Linked DNA regions of Homo sapiens: region 2 is linked to region 1. A link is an interaction called in ENCODE POLR2A ChIA-PET data of the cell type or tissue named here. Cell type or tissue: CD4-positive, alpha-beta T cell. All regions are shown on one strand. Links, peaks and the distances in the headings refer to the core of each region. The heading gives the core; the rest is flanking DNA.

Region 1 (8,323 bases), core at 259-8,258:
CCGTCTCAAAAAAAAAGAATAAAAAAAAAAAAAAAGAAATCCTAGCCCCCCAAGGTGATGGTATAAAGAGATGGGGCTGGGCTGGGCCAGATGACTCAGGTCTGTAATCCCAGCACTTTCGGAGGCTGAGGCAGGAGGATAACTTGAGCTCAGGAGTTCAAGAACAGCCTGGGCAACATAACGAGACCCTGTCTCTACTAAGAATTTAAAAAAAAAGAATTGTCGGGCAAGGTGGCTCACACCTGTAATCCCAACACTTTGGGAGGCTGAGGTGGGCAGATCATGAGGTCAAGAGATTGAGACCATCCTGGCCAACATGGTGAAACCCCGTGTCTCCTAAAAATACAAAAATTATCCGGGTGTAGTGGCATGCACCTGTAATCCCAGCTACTTGGGAGGCTGAGGCAGGAGAATTGCATGAAGCGGGAGGCAGAGGTTGCAGTGAGCTGATATCATGCCATTGCACTCCAGCCCGGTGACAGAGCGAGACTCCGTCTCAAAAATGAATAAATAAATAAATAAAGAGAGCAATGGGGCTTTTGGGAGATGATTAAGTCACGAGAGGTGGATACCATGTAAGGACACAGCCAAAGGACAGCTGTCTCTGAGCCAGGAAGCAGGCCCTCACCAGACAATGAATCTACCAGCACCTTGCTCGTGGAACTTCCCAGCCTCCAGAACTGTGAGAAATACATTTCTGTTGTTTGTAAGCCACTCATTTTATGACATTTTGTTATAGCGGTCCAGACATGCTAAGACAGGTTATAAATACTAACAATAGTGCTAAGCTATTAAGAAAAGGTTGGGCCAGGCGTGGTGGCTCACGCCTGTAATCCCAGCACTTTGGGAGGCCCAGGCGGGCGGATCATGAGGTCAGGAGATTGAGACCATCCTGGCTAACATGGTGAAACCCCATCTCTACTAAAAATACAAAAAATTAGCCGGGTGCGGTGGCAGGCGCCAGTAGTCCCAGCTACTCAGAGACTGAGGCAGGAGAATGGCGTGAACCCAGGAGCGGAGCTTGCAGTGAGCCAAGATAGTGCCACTGCACTCCGGCCTAGGTGAAAGAGCGAGACTCTGTCTCAAAAAAAAAGAAAAGTTTAACTATGTCCAAGATCCTCTATTTAACAGGACAAAGATAGTTTGTTTTTTTTTTTTTTTAGACGGAGTTCCGCTCTTTTTGCCCAGGCTGGAATACAATGGCACGATCTCCACTCACTACAAGCTCTTCCTCCCGGGTTCAAGCAATTCTCCAGCCTCAGCCTCCTGAGTAGCTGGGATTACAAGTGCCCGCCACCACGTCCAGCTAATTTTTGTATTTTTAGTCAAGATGGGGTTTCACCATGTTGGCCAGGCTGGTCTCGAACTCCTGACCTCAGGTGATCCTCCCGCCTCAGCCTCCCAAAGTGCTGGGATTACAGGCATGAGCCACTGCACCTGGCCAATGGATCCATTTCAAAAATCTCTTAATAAATTTTACAAAAACTCACCATGGTGTAAATGTGCCATCATTCTTTGCCTGGCCAAGTTCCTGTGTGTCACCTTGGTGAGGTGCTGCAGCACAACAGAAAGCAGAAGGTCTGTGATAAGCTGCATAGGGGTTCACATCCTGGCTCAGTCAGTTACTCGCTGGGAAAATTACTTCTCTAGTCCTCAGTTTCCTCATTTATTATTATTATTATTATTATTTTGAGATGGAGTCTCGCTCTGTCACTCAGGCTGGAGTGCAATGGTGTGATGATCTTGGCTCACTGCAACCTCCACTTCCCAGGTTCAATAGATTCTCCTGCCTCAGCCTCCCAAGTCACAGGGATTACAGGCACGTGCCACCACGCCCAGCTAATTTTTTGTATTTTTAGTAGAGACGGGGTTTTACCGTGTTAGCCAGGATGGTCTCGATCTCCTGACCTTGTGATCCGCCCACCTCAGCTTCCCAAAGTGCTGGGATTACAGGTGTGAGCCACTGCACCTGGCCAGTTTCCTCATTTCTTAAGTGGGGCAATAAGGCCGGGCACAGTGGCTCATGCCTGTAATCCTAACACTTTGGGAGGCCGAGGCAGATGGATCACTTGAGGTCAGGAGTTCAAGACCAGCCTTGCCAACATGGTGAAACCTTGCCTCTACTAAAAATGCAAAAATTAGCCAGGCATGGTGGCAGACGCCTGTAATCCCTGCTATTCAGGAGGCTGAGGCAAGAGAATCACTGGAACCTGGGCGGCGGAGGTTGCAGTGAGCCGAGATCGCACCACTGCACTCCAGCCTGGGCAACAGTGAGACCCTGTCTCAAAAAAATAAATAAATAAATAAAAATAAAATAAAGTGGGGTAATAATAGTACCTGCTGCAGAGGGTTGTCGTAAGGATTTAATGAATTGATGCATGTAAAGCACCTGCACAGGGCTAGGACGTGAAGTCAGAGTGCACTGGCTGTTTGTGTAGTATGAGTTACTATTCATGTTTCAGCATGCATGCCCCTTACTGGTTCTGAAGAACACAATGGTCTTTGGTTACCAAGATACAAGTAAACAATTGAAGATTACTTTTGGGTGTTCCTACACTGATGAACAATCCTGTGTGTTTTTATCTCCCTAGATAATTTTAATGATCTGGAATGCTCTTAATGACCTAATTTGGGGCTGGGCATTCATACCTATAATCCCAGCACTTTGGGAGGCTGAGGTGGGAGGATTGCTTGAGCTTAGGAGTTTGAGACCAGCCTAGGCAACATAGTGAGATCCCAGTCTCTACAAAATATGCTTTTTTTTCCTTTTTTTTTTTTTGAGACAGAGTCTCTCTCTGTCGCCTAGGCTGGACTGCAGTGGCGCGATCTCGGCTCACTGCAAGCTCCGCCTCCTGGGTTCACGCCCTTCTCCTGCCTCAGCCTCCTGAGTAGCTGGGACTACAGGCACCTGCCACCATGCCCAGCTAATTTTTTCTATTTTTAGTAGAGACGGGGTTTCACCGTGTTAGCCAGGATGGTCTCAATCTCCTGACCTCGTGATCCGCCTGCCTCGGCCTCCCAAAGTGCTGGGATTACAGGCCTGAGCCACCGTGCCCGGCCTACAAATTTTTTTTTTTTTAATTAGCCTGGCATTGCAGTGTATGCCTGTAGTCCCTGCTACTCAGGAGGCTGAGATGGAAGGATCTCTTGAGCCTGGGAGGTTGAGGCTGCAGTGAGCTGTTAATTGTACCACTGCACTCCGGCCTGGGAGAGAGTGAGGCTATGTCTCAAAAAAAAAAAAATCTGACTTGGGAGTATTTTCTTTCTTTCTTTTTTTTGAGACAAGAAATCTCGCTCTGTCACCTAGGCTGGAGTGCACTGACGCGATCTCGGCTCACCGCAACCTCCGCCTCCCAGGTTCAAGCGATTCTCCTGCCTCAGCCTTCTGAGTAGCTGGGATTACAGGTACATGCCACCACGCCTGGCTAATTTTTGTATTTTTAGTAGAGACGAGGTTTCACCATGTTGGTCAGGCTGGTCTCGAACTCCTGACCTAGTGATTCGCCCGCCTTGGCCTCCCAAAGTGCTAGGATTACAGGCATGAGCCACCGCGCCCGGCCGGGAGTATTTTCAAAACAACTCTAAAGCAGAATGCTGTTCAAGTCACCTAATTTCTGCCTCATATGGTGTCTCTTTATATGCATAAGCCTCACTATTTCCCTAGGTCCCTTGGAGATATTATCACGAAGGTGACTGACTGATGGACTTCATCTTTTGGTATCATTATATACTTCCGGTGGCATGTTACCCTTGTTCAGCAAGCCCAAGGGGCACTGCGTGCAGGGATTTTCACTAGACAGGATCGTGTCAGCTTATTAAATATAATAAACAAGTGGCATCAGAAGTAAGATCTACCATTATCCTTTCCTGTTTTTCTGATAACATGGAAATTTTGCATGTTTTCAGGCTGTTGCCATTCTTGCCACTGCCTAGCTTTATCACACCAGAAAGTACAGCGTGACTGAGAATTCATATAAACCTTCCAAAAATCTTCTCTCAGAAAATGAACCGGATCTCTCCTGGGCCTCATACACCTCACAGATAACAAATCTTCATCCAAAAAAACGTTTAGCTTTTTGTTGTGATGAATTTCTTGCGAGTCTTCCATTTAACTTCTTTAACAACTTCACGATGATCTTTGCAGATAAGCTCATTCCCACAGAGGTTCCTTCTCCTACAGAGAATTATGTCGAGGACAGGGAGTTTTTGGTTTTGTTCTTTTTCCCCCACCGATAAAAAACTACAGAAATGAGAGGCCATGCACCAATTTCTGCTGGTCACAGTTCTGGATCCTTCTCCTTTGACCAAATGTCCTCAATTCCCCCACTTGGCTCTGGAGATGGGTTTGTAACCGAGAGACCTCGCTGTCAGCAATTAGCTTCCCCCTCACCCCGCCAGACGGAGTCTCGCTCTGTCGCCCAGACTGGAGTGCAGTGGTGCAATCTCGGCTCACCGCAACCTCCGCCTCCCGGATTCAAGCAATTCTCCTGCCTCAGCCTCCTGAGTAGCTGGGTTTACAGGCGTGCACCACCATGCCCGGCTAATTTTTATATTTTTAGTAGAGACGAGGCTTCACCAGGTAGGCCAGGCTGGTCTCGAAGTCCTGACCTCGTGATCCACCGGCCTCGGCCTCCCAAAGTGTTGGGTTACAGGCGTGAGCCACCGCGCCCGGCCTTTAGCAATTAGCTTTTTGATTTTTTTCTTCCGGTTCCTTTGCTCATAAATCTCTACAAGCGGATCACTGCTCTGCCGCAGAAGCGCCACCTGCCACGACAGACTCAAGTTTGTGTGCTGCCGCTGATGGGTTGTGTCCATTTGCTTTCGGAGAAGGCTCCAAGTCTAGGTTCCGAATTCGGTTGCAAGCTGGGGACCTTACTGGGGGGTTACACAGACCACGGCGTCTGACTTCCTCTCAATCTCACGAGCCAAAGCTCCTGTCAGCATCTTGGACAGTCTTTCCCGGGGCAGCGGCCACCACCCCGCTTCGGCTGGCCCTCCGCCCTCGAGCCGGACTGTCGCTGCACTGGACCGCCTCGCACTACCCAACACACGCAGCACGGCTGCCGGCGCCGGGACCCTGCGGGAGTCAACTGCTAGCATCTCAGCCCAGCTGGCGTGAAAGTTCGTCAAAACCCATGGCGGTATCTCGGCCAATCGGAGCTGGCCAATGGATGAGAGGCAGCTATTTCATTCAATCACGTCCTTCCGACATCCCGCAGCTCTCCCAATCGCAAAACGATGCAGCCAAAGTCGCTCCCGGAAGATGCGCGGAAGGCGGGGAATAGGGAAGGGGTGTGGCCACAGGCCCCGCCTTCCGCTCTGGGCCGCCGCGATTCTGGGCGTGCGTGAGGGAGGGTGGGTGCTGAAGGCGGAGGCAGCACCCACGCCAGGTGAGCCGTCGTTTCTTTGCGTGGATCTTTTAGGATCGCTCGTCTAGGCCGGGCGTGGTGGCTCACGCCTGTAATCCCAGCACTTTGGGAGGCCGAGGCGGGCGGATCACAAGGTCAGGAGATCGAGACCATCCTGGCTAACACGGTGAAACCCCGTCTCTACTAAAAATACAAAAGATTAGCAGGGCGCGGTGGCGGGCGCCTGTAGTCCCAGCTACTCCGGAGGCTAAGGCAGGAGAATGGCGTGAACCCGGGAGGCGGAGCTTGCAGTGAGCCGAGATTGCGCCACTGCACTCCAGCCTGGGCGACAGAGCGAGACTCCGTCTCAAAAAAAAAAAAAAAAAAATCGCTCGTCTACAAAGAAAAGGTAACGTTTGAGGTAATGGATATTTCAGTCACCCTGATTCGTTCATTACACATTGTATGCATGTATCAAAATAACACATATACCCCCCAAATAAGACCTATATCAATTTTAAAAATACCAAAGAAAATCACTCGTCCATACTGTGAGTTAGTGTGGTTAAAACTAAACACACTGTGGCTGGGTGCGGTGGCGCCCAGCGGAGACTCTGTCTCAAAATAAATAAATAAATAAATAAAAACTAAACACACTGCACTGATTCACTTATCCAAGAGTTGCAGGTGACGCCTTCTGTTTATGTTTATCTGTATTCTAAAAAAAGAAAAAAGTCAGAATGATATTAAATTTTGCTAACATGTATTACACAGATTGAACGCCACTCGGCATCAGTCTGTATAATGCATATTGTAAAGTTTAACCTCGCTCTTTTTTTTTTTATTTTTATTTTGAGACAGAGTCTCACTCCATCCCTCAGGCTGGAGTGCAGTGGTGTGATCTTGGCTCACTGCAACCTCTGCCGCCTGGGTTCAAGTGATTCTCCTGCCTCAGCCTCCTGAGTAGTTTGGGATTATAGGCATGCACCACCACGTCCAGCTAATTTTTGTATTTTTAGTAGAGACGGGGTTTCTCCATGTTGGCCAGTCTGGTCTCGAACTCCTGACCTCAGGTGATCTGCCCATGTTGGCCTTCCAAAGTGCTGGAATTACAGGCGTGAGCCACCATGCCCAGCCGATTTTTTTTTTAAGATAACAGATAAATGTAAATAGAAGGATCATATTTCCCACACACATCCCAGGGGACCAGCTTGCACCCTCCCCAGGGTACCACTGCCTCTCTTAGGAGACTCTGCCCCACAACACTTCACTTCATTGTTTGTAGAGAGGCAGAAGCTGGGCAATTAATGTGTAGGTAGACTGGAGACAGACTACCCAGGTTTGAGTCCTGTCCCTTCCATACATGTGCTGAGTGACTTCAAGTCACATAACTTCTCTGTGCAATTTCCTCATCTTCAAAATAAGGGCACTGGCCGGGTGCTGTGGCTCACGCCTGTAATCCCAGCACTTTGGGAGGCCGAAGCGGGTGGATCACGACGTCAGGAGTTGGAGATCAGCCTGACCAACATAGTGAAACCCCGTCTCTACTAAAAATAAAAATTAGCCGGGCATGGTGGTGCATACCTGTAATCCCAGCTACTCGGGAGGCTAAGGCAGGAGAATTGCTTGAATCCGGGAGGCGGAGGTTGCAGTGAGCCGAGATTGCGTCACAGCACTCCAGCCTGGGTGACAGAGCAAGACTCTGTCTCAAAAAAAATAAAAAAAATAAAAAAATAAGGGCATTAACAGTAGCTGTCTAGCAGGGTTTTTGTGAGGATTGAATGAGTTATTATGAAGGTGCTTAGAATAATGCCTAATCCATAATCTGCACTTAATAAATGATGCTGTTGAGGGAATGGGTGTTGTCTCAGAGCAGGTAGGAGCTCGCCATGTTATCTGTCCTTATTTCATTGTCTGCCACAGGCTTTGGGGTCAGAAGGCTCTTGTTCCACATTGGTTCTCCAAGCATGCACATTTTACCTTATAAAATTTACTTAAACTTTCTGAGACTCAGTTTCCTCCTCTGTAAATGAGAACTGATGTTAAGGATGAAATTCGGCTGGGCGCGGTGGCTCAGGTCTGTAATCCCAGCACTTAGGGCAGCCTAGGTGGGCGGATCACCTGAGGTGTTCAAGACCAGCCTGAGGTCAGGAGTTCAAGACCAGCCTGGCCATTGTGATGAAACCCTGTCTCTACTAAAAATACAGAAATTAGCCGGGCATGGTGGCGATTGCCTGTAATCCCAGCTACTTGGGAGGCTGAGGCAGGAGAATCACTTGAACCCAGGAGGCGGAGGTTGCGGTGAGCTGAGATCTCGCCACTGCACTCTAGCCTGAGCAACAGAGTGAGACTGTCTCAAAAAAAAAAAAAAAAAAAAGGCCGGGCATGGTGGCTCACGTCTGTAATCCCAGCACTTTGGAAGGCTGAGGCAGGTGGATCATCACCTGAGGTCAGGCGTTCAAGACCAGCCTGACCAACATGGTGAAACCCCGTCTCTACTAAAAATACAAAAAAATTAGCCAGGTATGGTGGCGCGCGTCTGTAATCCCAGCTAATCGGGAGGCTGAGGCAGGAGAATTGCTTGAACCTGGGTGGTGGAGGTTGCAGTGAGCGGAGATCGCGCCAATGCACTCCAGCCTGGGTGACAGAGTGAGACTCCATCTCAAAAAAAAAAAAAAAGGATGAAATGATAACATGCATGTAGCATGCTTAGCATGGTGCCAGACATGTAGTAGAGTCTCAGTAAACAGTAGCTGTGACAGAGACTACTGGGTGTTCAGCAATCCTCATTTACTTTTCCTCCAGGGCACACCACTGGACTACAATTCCCAGCCCCCTGTGTAGTTAGATGGGGCCATAAGACAGGTATGGATGATGGAATGAGGCCAGAGTGATGGGCATGCTTCCCGGCCTGTGTTTCCTTGTTAACACAACTGGAAGTGGGAGTGGAACCAGGAGGTGACGTTTCCAGAGTC
Region 2 (8,323 bases), core at 10-8,009, 120 kb before region 1:
TGCCTGATGACCCCCCGGAACCCTCCTCCCTGTGAGGAAAGCGTAACCCTGTCTTGCAGATGAGGAAACCGAGGCTCAGTGGTGCCGCCGAATCACTCGGATTTGCTAAGCGCTTACTCTGGGCTGGGCACTTGTCCAGAAGCTCAGGACCATCGGCTTCACGTGCCTCCGCAATCTCGTGAGGTGAGGAACCACCTCCGTCCCCACTCCATGTCCTAGGAAACCGAGACCTGAGAGGAGGGGGACTTGCTCAAGGTCACAGCCGTAGAGGCACCGCCCGCCCAGGAGGGCTCACATGACCCTCTCCGGCCTCCAGGCCCAGCTGCAAGAGGAAGCACCGTCCTGGGGAGCCCGGAGACCCAGGCCCCCCTCACAGGCGAGGGGCTGGCACGCGGCCTCTGGAGGAACTTCTGGCCTTCACCGTCTCCGCCTGGTCACTCGTCAATGGCCGGCTGCCTTCTGGAAAGCTGCTGCTGCGCGACAGTGACCCTGGGTGGAGTGAGGCATCCACGGGTGCTCGCTCCCAGAGATGGAGGCCGGAGCCCTGAGCAGAGGCGCCGGCTGTGCCCCGGTCCTCTGTGGCCCCCAGGGCTGCAGAGCTGGGCAGGTCGATTCCCTTGTCACTCCTAAAAGAACATTTGAAGCCCCCAGCAGGCTGGTGTGGGCACCCCAGTTCCTCAGCTACTCTGGGCTCTCCTTCCCCAGAGGCTGTGGGACCTGCCTTCCGGCCTCCGTCACATGACCGCACAGCGAGGAGGCGCTTCTGTGAACCAGGAGGTGGCCCTCACCACGCAGAAACTGTGGGCGCCTTCATCTTGGACTTCCAGCCTCCAGAACTGTGAAGGATTGGTTTCTGTGGTTGACGAGGCATCCGGTCTATGGTTACTTTATTCTAGAGCCCAACTGGGCCAAGGTGATTGTACGTATCTGTGAATATACTAAAACCATAGAACCGTACACTTTCTATTTGCTTTTATTTTGTGAGACAGGGACTCACTGTCGCCCAGCTGGAGTGCGGTGGCACGATCAGGGCTCGCTGCAGCCTCGACCTCCCACCTCATTCTCCTGAGTAGCTGGGATGACGAGAATGTGCCACCGCGCCCAGCTAATTTTTGTTGTTGTTGTTAGCTTTTTGAGATGGAGTCTCACTCTGTCACCCAGGCTGGAGTGCAGTGGCACAATCTCGGCTCACTGCAACCTCTGCCTCCCGGGTTCAAGCAATTCTCTGACTCAGCCTCCCGAGTAGCTGGGGTTACAGGCGCCCGCCATCACACTCAGCTAATTTTTGTATTTTTAGTAGAGACAGGGTTTCTCCCTCTTGGCCAAGCTGGTCTTGAACTCCTGACCTTGTGATCCACCTGCCTCAGCCTCCCAGAGTGCTGGGATTACAGGCATGAGCCACTGAGTCTGGCCTATGCCTGGCTAATTTTTAAGTTTTTTTGTAGAGATGGGGTCTCACTATGTTGCCCAGGCTGGTCTCAAACTCCTGAGCCCAAGATCCTCCCACTTCGGTCTCCCAGAGTGCTGGGATTACAGGCAGGAGCCACTGCACCGGCCAGAACCGTACACTTTTTTTTTTTTTTTTAAATGGAGTCTTTGTCACCCAGGCTGGAGTGCAGTGGTGCAATCTCACTGTAACCTCTACCTCTCAGGTTCAAGTGATTCACCTGCCTCAGCCTCCTGAGTAACTGGGATTACAGGCGTGTGCCACCATGCCCTGCTAATTTTTGTATTTTTTTCAGTAGAGACAGGAGTTCGCCATGTTGACCAGGCTGGTCTTGAACTCCTGACTTCAGGTGATCTGCCCGCCTTGGCCTCCCAAAGTGCTGGGATTACAGGCAGGAGCCACCACACCCAGCCAGAACCGTACTTTAAATAGGTGAGTTGTGTGGTATGTGAACTGTATCCCAATAAAGCTGAGGTAAAGCATTTTAATACGTTTGTGTGACTGTCTGACCAGCATTCAGTCTGCATTTGTCATGGATGCTGAGAATCCCACATCACTAAGCCAGGCCCCTGTGGTCTAGATGTTGCAGAAGAATTGAGCCGTATTTAGAGAGAAGAGTCCCTGGTCTCTGAGCTAAGCCCTGGTGCTCAGTGTGATTATTCTGGGGGCTCCATTTGCATGTTTAACACGGAGCACAACTGCTATGCCTTTGCTGGGCCCCGGACCGGGGAGGACAGGGTAAGTGTGCGTGTCTCTGGCCTGACGATTAGGAAACTCAGGCATGTGAGGTTGAGCGACAAGCCTGGCCTCACTCAGCAAGGCAAGTGGCAGCCAGGAATAGTGCAGGGCTCCCAGCTGTGTCTGGCCCGCCGTAAACACCCACCCTTCTTCTGTCTGATTGAAAAGGGAACATGAAATAAGAACCAGGGCTCAGGCTGATACAGGAACTAATCCTGCCTCTGCATTCCAAGTCGTGCCGTCTGGGCCTGAAGGGAGCTGGGCTGGCCTTCGCCAGTTCCCATGTTGATTTCGGGTTCACCTCCCTGCACACAGGCACAGAGATGGAGTTCATTCACTCCGACGTGTTCGCTTGCATTTAGTAGTTTCCATCGGCCGGGCGCAGTGGCTCAAGCCTGTAATCCCAGCACTTTGGGAGGCCGAGGCGGGCAGATCACTGAGGTCAGGAGTTCGAGACCAGCCTGGCCAACGTGGTGAAACCCCATCTCTACTAAAAATATAAAAATTAGCCGGGCGTGGCGTGGAGCGCCTGTAATCCCAGCTAGTCAGGAGGCTGAGGCAGAATTGCTTGAACCCGGGAGGCAGAAGTTGCAGTGAGCTGAGATTGCACCATTCCACTCCAGCCTAGGGGACAAGAGTGAAACTCCGTCTCAAAAAAAAAAAGTTTCCATCGTCCAGGGTCAACAGGGCTGCTAAGGACTCGGACTCAGCGTCATGCCGAGGAACCTTAGCAACAGGACAGCTGAGGGCAGTCTGGTAGAACTGGGGTACCAGAAGGCTGGGGTGTCATAGAAGGAGCTGAGACAAAGCACGGGGTCAAAGGCCGGGTGTTTGAAACCAGCCTAGCTCTGCATCTTCCCAGAAAAGTGACCTTTGGCAAGCCCCTTGGTCCCTTCTGTGGGGCAGCGTCCTCACTGATTGAAGGGGAAGAGCATACTTGAAGGGTCAGCAGTGGCAGGAAGGGGCCTGGACAGCACCGGAGTGGCTGGTTGTGCCCTGTGATCCTGATGGGCAATTTTTGGACTGTCACACAGTAAAATATTTGCTTTCATCCTATGCCCAGACCCCAACCAGGTGGGAAGCCATTTCTGTGGGGGCGCCCAAGCAGGATAGAGGATGACCAAGAGAACCACCAAGCCAGAGGCGACAGAAGATCACCTGGGCTGTTAGAAACCTCCGAGGGCCTGCAAGCGCCACAGGCCATCACACTTTTTTTTTTTTTTTTTTAGATGGAGCCTCACTCTGTCACCCAGGCTCTGGAGTGTAGTGGTACAGTCTCGGCTCACTCCAACGTCTGCCTCCTGGGTTCAAGCGATTCTCCTGCCTCAGCCTCCTGAGTAGTTAGGATTATAGGCACCCGCCACCATGCCTGGCTAATTTTTGTATTTTTAGTAGAGACAGGGTTTCACCATGTCGGTCAGGCTGGTCTTGAACTCCTGACCTCGTGATCCACCCACCTTGGCCTCCCAAAGTTCTGGGATTACAGGCGTGAGCCACCGCACCCCGCCAGGCCATCAGCTTTTTTGTTTCCTGATGAAACTGTCTTCTTTTGGGCTCCAAGAGGGGCTTTCCTGTTTGGCCTCATGGCCCAGACTACAGCAAGTCTCTGTCCCATTTAAAACAGCCCCAGAGCAGAAGAGGCTCTCCTGAGAAGTGACTTTGAAAGTGGGAGGTGGAGATGTTATGGGGTCGCTGTGCAGCTGCTTCTCCCAGACCCTGGATGTCTCAGGCAGGTGAGCCTGGCCTGGCCCAGACAGCCGGCTCTCCCAGGCCCAGATCCTGGAGAGGAACCCGTGACAGCTGGGCAGAATCTACTGTCTGTGCCTCTTCTCCCAGTCTGGACTTCTAAATTTCACCTGCTGTCAGCTGGAGAGGCTGGAGGGCTTCCACTCTGTGACTAAATGCCACTTGGAATCCACTTTACTCACAACTCCCTCCTTGTACATTTCCCTCTCGAAACTGTTACCCACAGATTCAGCTGCGTCTCCCCATCTCCCGTCTCACTGCGCCTCTGCATGAAGGCTTTGCTCTCCTGAGCTTCTGAAACCCTGCTATCAGGTTAGGCCTGCATCCCATTCTCTGTACACACACACACACACACACACACACACACACACACACACACACACACACACACACACACACACCATAGTCTCTCATGGGCAGAGCTCAGGAGCCGACTCCACACCGAGAAGCCAAACCACGACAGTGAACTGCACCACCCAGGAGCCATCTGCGTGGAGCTCGGCCAGCAATGCCTGTTATGCAATTTCCTGCTTTGGTGTCTCAGCCCCAGGAGGCAGGATGTGAGCGCCGTTGGTTTGCTGCAACGTGGAGAACCCACAGAAGACCCGAATTCTGATGCCCAGAGTGCATGGGGCCTCCCTGTCCCCGTGGGGGTGCAGAGAAGCCACTGCCCACCCTGGATGATGAGCCTGTGTGCGGTGGGTGCAGCAGCCGGCCCCTGCTCAAAGGGAATCAGATGGGCTCATTGTGGGCCAGAAAGAACTGACTGCCCCGAGACTTCCGGGGTGGGGAGGGGGGTGCACTTCCTGCCCGGGGCACCCAGGATGGGGGAGCAGAGGCCTGGGACCTTCTCAGTAACAGTCACCAATGTTATTGGACACTGCACATGGCCCCACCGTCTCAGGCTCAAGACTGAGAGTGCGCTATGGCGAGAGGTGGCTCTGTGGCCAGAGTTCGAATCCTGGCTCCGCCTTCCCCTAGCTATGTGGTCTCAGGCAGCTCCTTGGCGTCCACTCTCCCCGTTCCTTCGTCTGTGAAATGGGGGTGGCAGTTAACACCTCCCTTGTGGGGTTGTCATGAGGATTCAATGAGTTCGCACCCAGAAAGAACAGGGAGTTTCCACTGAATCCGCCAGGAGGCAGCTCCTCTGAAAATCTCCATTTTCTTTTTCCTTTTTTTTTTTTTTTTTTTTTTTTTTTGAGACAGGGTCTCACTCTGTCACCCAGGCTGGAGTGCAGTGGCGCAATCTCGGCTCACTACAGCCTCTGCCTCCCGGGTTCCAGTGATTCTCCTGCCTCAGCCTCCTGAGTAGCTGGGACTATAGGTGCCCACCACCACACCGGGCTAATTTTTGTATTTTAGTAGAGACGGGGTTTCGCCATGTTGGCCAGGCTGGTCTCAAACTCCTGACCTCAAGTGATCCACCCACCTCAGCCTCCCAGAGCGCTGAGATTACAGGTGCGAGCTACCACACCTGGCCACATCTCCATTTTTCCATACAAAGTAAGTAGGGCTCAGAGGGGCTGAGTGTCGGGCTCAAGCTCACATAAACGGCCTTGAACCTGTGATCTACCTTCAGAGCCCACAGCCACTCCAGGACCTCCAGGGCCCCCACCCATGTTTACACAAGAAAGCTCCATTTATAAGATGGTATCCATTCAAGGCTGGGGCCCCACAGGACCCCTCAACAGCTGCTGGCTGAGGGCAGGGCATGGAGCCCCCGTCCAGACTGACACTGTCCTGCTTGTCCACAAGAAGACAGCTTTGCAGGCCCAAGTTAAGGGTCAATCTAAACCTTAATCGCCCTTGACATAGGGGTTTTACTGTTCGCCAAAAAGTCAAGCTGCCCCCAATTCCTAGCTCTACCTCCAAGCCCACCACCCTCCAGGCAGGGCACTGGCAGGGGCACTTCCAGGTGCAAGGCTGAGACCGCAGGGCTGCTCTCGCTGGAGCTGGGGCTGTGAACAGAAGCAGCTGGAAGGAGCAGGACTCAAAGGCTGGCTCCCTCCTCCCATCTCCCAGGCCCTGAGTACGGGGATCCCAGCCTCAGCCCATCCTCCTGCCCCCCAGATACGTTCACCCCCGCAGCCAGCACCGCTGAGCCACCCACCCCAAAGTGAATCTCCACTTCAGAAACATCCAGGACCTAGCCAAGCCTACTTTAAAATTACATTTTATTTCTCTTTATGAATATTTGCTTTTTGTTTTTTGTAAAAAAAAAAAGGTTCATTGTACATCTTCTTCAAGAGTCTTGTGCCTCCTGGTAAGTGCATTGGTTTGTTTCACAGTACTCTCCACGACCAAGGACGGTTCTTATTGCTGGAAGGAGTGAGTGGATGTCCACGCCAGGGCGGGGCTGGAGGACATAAGAAGAATCGGGGCCCTGGCAGGAAGCCTGGGGCCTGTGCTCCAACATGAGCAAGGAGGCTGAAGGAGCAGACCGGGGCTCAGCTGAGCGTCCGTGGCCGGACCTGCAGCCTCTCCAGGGTGTTCCTAGCCCTTCTTCGGTGAGGAAGGGCAGAAAGAAGGGGCACGGGTGAAGGTGGGTCAGGGGGCAAGGTGGGCTGGGGGCCGGGCATGCAGTGGGAGGGGTGCTGGCTCCTGCCTCGAGTGTTTGCTCTCACTCAAGAAATGCGGGTTCGGGGGTCCTTCACCCCCTAGCAGCTCAGGAAGCCCCTTTCCATTCTGGTCTCCAGCCCCACCTCCAGGAATAAACCAGCGGCCTGAGACCCGCTTCCTGAACCCCCAGGGTCCTGTCCCTGCTTTAGTGCAACAAAGACCTGAGTGGAGAAGTCTCCAGTGAATGAAAGCTGAGTCCCAGCCCTGTCCCCACCCATCCTCAGACATGCAGCTGGGACCCACTGTTCCCCTAAGGCTACTGCCTTTCGGGGTGGCACGGCCTCCATCCTCACAAGAGAACCTGCAGTTTCTGCGGGGAGGTCCTGGCCCCCATCAGGGGCCCCCTGAGCACCGTGCCAGCCGGCAGCTCCAGCCCAGTGTGTCCCAGGACAGCCTCCTGGCACGAGCTGGGCCCGGAGACCGACGGCAGTGGCTAAACGGTCATTAAGCACCCCTTGAATAAACGCAATAGCCCGTGGACAAAGGAGCAGGGCAGGGACTTTGGTTCCCACACCGTCCCACGCTGTCACGGAGACTCTTACAAGTGGCTCATCTGCAGCAGAAATGGATTATTTTTCTAAATGGACGGTTTTCTGTGCTTGATAATTATTAGGCTGAGTGTGGGTCCCGGGCGGGTAGCTGTGGGTTTGGCAAGCTGGAAGGAGCGTGGCTTCAGCGGGATGTCCCCTAATAGCCCCTGCAAGTGGCCACAAGGCCGACACTGCTCAGAACCCTGGCACAATGGGTCAGGACTAAGTAAGCCCTGGAGCTCCAGTGACCTGGGACCGAGGGAGGGCAGGTCCCAGGGATGGGCTTCCAGACGTCTGTCCTCACCTGTTGCTCTCCACTGTGCCAGCCCAGCCTCCAGAGTGGCTCTGAACCCTCTCGACGATAAGCCCACCCAGCCCTCCCAGCCCTTGGCCTGGATTCACTTATTTGAGGACAGGAAGCAGGGGCTCGGCCGACTGCCTCCCAAGACTTCCCTAGAGCTTGGGTGCCTTCCACCTCCATCACTGTGGCACCCAGAGCCTGACTGCACCGTCCCGCTGCCCTGAGGGCCTGGGAGGGGCGCCCCTGAGAACGAGCCCTGTCTTGGCCCTTTTACAGTACACCAGGGGCCAGCCAGCCACAGGGGCCGGGGCCCACCCGATTCAAGTCTTAAAATGCCCTGCAAGAAGGGACGTGAATGCCTTCCTTACCTTTGAGACTAACATTGAGGCTGTGTGTCGGCGGTCCAGGTGGCCGGCCCCCAGGCATTTGGGACCAGTGTGGATGGAGAAGGAAAAAGCCACACACCTGGAGGAAGGGCCAGGGACTCAACTGGGGGTGGGTCCTGAGGACTGAGAGGGTGAAAATTCCCTGGGCTCACAGGAGCCTGCCTCTCTCCTCCTAGAGCCGCCCAAGGGAAGTTAAGGCTGCTGGGAAGAGAGGGGAGAAGAGGCCAGGCGACTGGTGGAGCCACCCCCCGCCAGAGCTCACAGCCCCTCTCCGCAGGTGCAGGGATACGACCTGGGGGTGGAGGGAGAGAAGGGGCTGTTCAGGCAGAATCTACCTGTGGTTTTATTTCTGCCAAAAAGAAAGAGTGAGCAGCTGGTTTCGGGTCTAAATGCCCATCCTCACCCTTCTCCCAAGACAACCGGGAAGAAGGGCTCAAGAGACTCTCGCGGGCGACCCCAACCCTCCCTCCACCTCTGGCAGAAGAGGAAAAGTCCGGTAGAAAAGAGATCCTGCTTTCTTTCTCCGATTGGTTTTCTTCCTTTCAATTCAGCTTAA

Evidence for each region. ChIA-PET counts read pairs that join two places held together with the same protein. Peaks named below come from ENCODE experiments on the same cell type or tissue, not always from the same donor. Only the 100,000 strongest peaks of a DNase experiment are listed, where the experiment ranks them.
Region 2: POLR2A ChIA-PET joins it to region 1 with 10 read pairs; 14 of 35 experiments call an interaction of 5 or more read pairs at or near these places.

Annotation. Positions count from the first base shown.
Region 1 is chr9:131,368,342-131,376,664 of GRCh38, forward strand. It overlaps a transcript of PRRC2B not described here. Among named protein-coding and RNA genes, the nearest start is that of PRRC2B, 22 kb to the right of the region's middle. RefSeq lists enhancers at 4,481-5,002, 5,003-5,526, 5,019-5,138. In CD4-positive, alpha-beta T cell, for the core only: no CTCF peak of the experiment used is centred there; DNase peaks (open chromatin) are centred at 5,220 and 5,812; H3K4me3 peaks cover 1,721 bases; H3K27ac peaks cover 1,024 bases.
Region 2 is chr9:131,251,990-131,260,312 of GRCh38, forward strand. FAM78A (family with sequence similarity 78 member A) reads right to left here. Exons shown (of 2, transcript NM_033387.4): 2 at 6,089-8,323. Among named protein-coding and RNA genes, the nearest start is that of FAM78A, 20 kb to the right of the region's middle. RefSeq lists a silencer at 625-941 and enhancers at 648-697, 1,893-2,394, 3,951-4,100, 4,481-4,660. In CD4-positive, alpha-beta T cell, for the core only: a CTCF peak has its summit at 623; DNase peaks (open chromatin) are centred at 792, 2,282 and 4,432; H3K4me3 peaks cover 2,789 bases; H3K27ac peaks cover 5,701 bases.